2 separate regions of the Homo sapiens genome follow, and region 1 is linked to region 2. The links are chromatin loops, found by intact Hi-C in ENCODE. Cell type or tissue: Caco-2. All regions are shown on one strand.

Region 1 (2,500 bases), 120 kb after region 2:
GCAAGATATAATTAATCTGGCAGTTAAAATTCTTTGGAAACATTCTGATGACTTATGTGGAAAAGTAGCGCAGCATTTTCAAAGAAAACTCAGAACTGTATGCCGGGGAAGATAAAAGATATATGAAGTGTTTGTTCTAAGCGATACTATTCATTTAAAGATCATAATGTAACCCCACCCTAGCAATTATTGTGAAAAACAAGACAAATCTCCATCTATAGCTTTCTGACACAGTCTTGATTTGAGAAACAAAATAAGCACATTACTGTTATAGTCTAATAGACTGCAAGCTGTTTTATTAGAGTCAGCTGAATCCTGTTTTGCATAAAAAAGAACTCTGTTTGCTATCAAGAACACATTTACATTAATATGACTTTGACAAAGTAAAATAAAATCGCATTAAGATGATGTAAGTAGATAAGACAATGAAATCTCTGTGAGAGAGTTTTGGCACACACTAATTACAGTCAAGTCCCTGCAGAAAAAGAACATATTTTTACACCAACTATCCATGTGTTTGAAAATGTAGAGAGCCCAAAATGCAATCCTTGGTTTAGGTATTTCCTGAATACATTGTATTTCTGTGCTTCTGAGATAGGGTTTTTTTTTTTTCTTTAAAGGAGGCTGCCCGATAAATAATACTTTCATTTACAATAATACAAGCAAGTTTCTTTCTGAATACTAGCCTGTAATCATCCTGATTATTTTAAGGGACTTTCCAATACAGGGCAGCTGAAAACAACGTTTTAGATTACATGGTAATTTAGGAATGCATGAAAAGCTAAGCAGTTACCATAATAGGGTTCTGGATAAACTTCATGCTTTTTAGAGCAAAACATAACAACATATGTTTTGTGATTTGTTTCAATGATTTTTCTATATTTTTTTTGTTCAGGTTCTATCAAAATATTTGGAGGCCTCATCTGCGTACAGCATTTTTATAACCTTATTTTGAAAACTTTGATGTCTCTCTTTTTAGTTCAGTCATTAAAAGAAAGGCAATGATGGATGATGATAATGCCTCGGATTTTATGACTAATCAGTTCTTGGCAGTGGCCATATTTCTTCCGTAGTGAAACTTTAATACTCCTTTGGCCTTGCATAGGCTTAACAACAACAAAAAAATTTTTTGGAACTGTGTTACACCGGCTACTTATTAAGTATTAGCAAACAGTTATTATACAAAAGTTAGCACTCTGATTTAACACCTGACAAAATGGAGCAACCAGGAAAGATGATTTCTTCTCTTTTCTGGATTCTCACAAATTTTAGGTGCCTTGCTATTGTGTTTTTTTTCCCCCATGTTTTACATACAGGAATACGGAGAAAAGCTATTCAGATGGTAGAAATATTGAGGGGGAAAAAGTCTTGTAGGGGTGAGTTGGGCTGCCATTTGCATTTTTTCTTCCTGAACCGTCTTTTTGATGACACAATTTTTATGAAAAGCCTGATTTTCTGCCCCGAGTCTTAATGTATTGTTCTTGAAGTTGCAACAACAAACACCAGGTGTCTCCACTTAGCTGAGCTACAGGTTCTGAAAAGGAAGGCCACTTTGCCAGGAAAAGTTGAAGCTACCTTCCTTTTCCCTCCCTAGTGCTCCTGGCCGTGGCCTAGACAAGGCCAGAGGGCTGGCTGTGAGTAGGGGAGTGGAGTTTATTCTTTCATGAGTGCTCAGTTTAAAGCCTATTGACTCAGATTTGTAAGGGAACCTGATTTTTGTGTGGAAGTCATGAAGACTGGCATCCGTGGAAATACTGATACCAGTGAATTAGGCAGCTGTGGCCTGTATTGCATGCCTGTTCTACTCTGGTGGGGACCTGCCATCTTGGTTGGCAAGAAGCCCTTCCTGGGTGGATGGGGGCCTTCTTCTTTTAGGATAGCCAACTCCATGGGGACCTTCTGGCTGAGAACAACCAGATCAGAGACCCACAACCTAATGTGCTGGCTTCTTCTCTACCAGGGGCTGATGTCCCAAATCCCAAGTTGCTATTTCCATGAGCATATATTCTTCAACAAATAATCAGTTAATCTCTACTGTGTGCCAGGTACTGTCCTAAGCAGTGAAAAAACTAGAAAAACCTGCTCTCATAGAGCTTGCGTTAACATATGTCCCTTCCATTTGATGCCTGGGGTAAAAATCAATTCTGGTGTTTCTTAAAATGTGTTTTGTGGCATTCCAAGGATGGTAATAAGTATTGTGCTGAGAAATGTTTTCATATTTCATTATGCTCTGGAACTGCTGGGTTAAAAAGTGTCTAGATGCAAAACTCCTTAGTAACCTCTATATGCTAATTTGCATAGTCCCTTTCTAAGAGATGTCTTATTTCTCAAATATATTTGGCTAAGGAATAATTTTTTAAAAAATAAAAACATTCTCCAAGCCAATTTTTAAAAAACAAAATATGTCATTATTATCCTAGAGAAATATTCCAAACATTTTATTCTGTTACTCAAACACTACCTTCATAATTCTTATCCTGTCAGTTGGTCATCCTCATTA
Region 2 (2,500 bases):
ATCAGCTCTGCTATGAAAACAATGTTTTATTTCCTATTGAGAGAATAGGCCAGGCATGAAGCATTGTTTTTGTAAGGCCTAACAGAATACTTTCTTTGTGAACAAAAGTTGTAGAATGAGTAGTTGGAAGATGGAGAATATCTTCCACCATAATTAGCAAGCAACCATTTTAAGGGAGGCGAAGATTAAAACGGTGTGATTGCCTAGAATAAGCAGCACTAGATGTCGTGCTACAATCATCTTCTTAATAACCTGTCATCTTAAAAAAAGATTACAAACAAGCCGATAATAATAAAAAAAAAGGTAAGGTGGAACAAGTCCAATCTGGATTTATTCCCTGCATATTTTTGTCACTACTATGACCCTGAAACACGAAGAAGATTCCCTTGAGAAAGGCATTAATATGTACCACTATTAAGATGTAAAATGTCCACACACACACACACACACACACACACCTATAACACCACCTACAATCCTCAGGCTAGCAGGATAGCTTCAAGCATGTTCACGTGATCTCTCAATGTGTTTTCTAGAATGAGTGATGAATAGATGACTACTAATTAGACCAAGAATAGTTAGCAAACTAATACCCCAAGTAGCTGCTGCTTCTACAGGGTACCAATGAAACAGCCTCTCCACTAGAGAGTGTCTTAGGAAGTGCTCTAAAAGAACTCAAATCAACCTTCAAATGCACATAGGTGTCTCAAGTAGACTAAGAACAGAGAACTCCAGAGATTTCAGGAAAGTCTGATCATAAAAGCCGCATGTTTACTTAACCTACTAGGTATAGCTTTGATGTCTGAGTGCTAACACTATAGAGTTAAGACTTTTTGGGAAGATAAGATAAACACATGAAAAAAGATACTGCATTATATTGGTAGGTATAGAGTAAGGTGATCAATAAGGTGGTAGAGACACTAAATGTGATAAGATAAGAGCTCAATAAAGCAGGGCAATTCCTCTGAGCTGGAAGGCTGAGAAGGGCTTCAGAGGCTTAAACAAGTCTTAAACGAAAGGCAGAATTCCCACAGGTAGGACTCCTAGAAAGGCTATTCCACGAGTAGAGAGGCATGAGCCACTTAAAACACACTGGAGAGTTTGGAAGGCAGGGGACTGAGTACATGTGGTTAAAGAGAAAGAAAACCAGGCAGTTAGACTAGTTAGGCTAGGGCAAAGAAGGTTTAGGAGAGGAGATAAGGTAGGGGATAGGTGTCTTAACGTTCTGTGTGCACTTTGAACCAGCGATCCCCCCCTACAAATGTATAAAGAAATAGTCATGGCTATGTGCATAACTACAAGAGTTTTATAAAGTTTGTGGGAATCAGAAAGAGCTGAAATGCCCAACGATAATTAAAGTATGAAACACCTCTGTAATGAAATATTCAGCAGCTGAAAAAAAAACCCAGTATAGGATATTTTACAATATGGGGGCATATTTATAATACCTCTGTACAAAATTAAGTATGGGAAGGTAGATTCCCAAACAGTAGATTTTATTTTTATGAGGAAAAATAATATCCATATAAATTCTCACTGATACATGCATTCATATGCATTGGTACATATACAAATACTAACAGCACTTCTGAGTGGGAGGAAAATAGGCAACATTAATTTTTCTGCTTTTTGTTTGTCAGTAGTGCCTATATTTTCTAAAACAAACATGGATAACATTGGTAGTAACAAAAAATAACAATAATGAAAGTTACTTAATGAAAAAGAGAAGAAAATGGAGCCTGGAAGTTCACTGGATACTCCTGTAACATTTGTATTTTATCCCGTAGGCATGAAGTTTGCAAAGAAACAGGGATCCTAAGCGGAATGCCAATATTTAAGGTCAGAAGTAAAAGATAATAGAAATAGTTAAAAATTCAAAAAGCAAGTGGGGCTGCCCAACGGAAGAGAGTTCTAGGCAAGGCACAGGCTCTGGGGTTTTAGGGAAGAAAGAAGCAATACCACTTCATCCAAGCACACCAAATGAAAACACACAGTGAGGCAACTAGGAAAAGCCTGAAATCATCAGCACTATTTGCTCAGCCCCTACTGTGCATGAAGCACTTCACGAAGTCTTTGAAAACCCACTATTATTCCAGTCTGTCCTAAATAAATACATTTATTAAAATAAGCTAAAAGTCCAAACCTCAGCTTTCCTCTGCAGTGACCTGCATAAACTACAGACTTAAACACATAATGTTACAGGAGAGGAGTGAATCTGACATTTAGGAAAGTTAATGTGTTGCAACAGAACTTCAGACTTAAAAGTACTCTAACAGATTAAACAAACTGTTCAAAAGAATCAGTGTCAATACCACCGAGTATTAAGAGTAAATGCACAAATCAGATACCTGCTCACAGAACCCACTGGAAAAACCACATCAATTCACATGTAGGATATATCTGCTTTGTGTTCCAAGGTGATGCTATCATGATAGCAGCTGTAATAATGGCTCACTGTCAGTAATCATACAGTGGCTAATGAGGTGAGAGGTAGAAGGCA

Evidence for each region. A loop is a pair of places that touch in the nucleus more often than their neighbours do. Peaks named below come from ENCODE experiments on the same cell type or tissue, not always from the same donor. Only the 100,000 strongest peaks of a DNase experiment are listed, where the experiment ranks them.
Region 1: a loop joins it to region 2, with 8 times the contacts of the local background. A loop is called at or near these places in 5 of 110 quality-filtered maps.

Annotation. Positions count from the first base shown.
Region 1 is chr10:61,834,307-61,836,806 of GRCh38, reverse strand. The region is part of intron 2 of LINC02625 (long intergenic non-protein coding RNA 2625); the gene reads left to right. Among named protein-coding and RNA genes, the nearest start is that of LINC02625, 32 kb to the left of the region's middle. In Caco-2, a CTCF peak has its summit at 1,485; a DNase peak (open chromatin) is centred at 1,536.
Region 2 is chr10:61,950,802-61,953,301 of GRCh38, reverse strand. All of the region lies in intron 3 of ARID5B (AT-rich interaction domain 5B), which reads right to left. Among named protein-coding and RNA genes, the nearest start is that of ARID5B, 50 kb to the right of the region's middle. In Caco-2, no CTCF peak of the experiment used is centred here; a DNase peak (open chromatin) is centred at 1,021.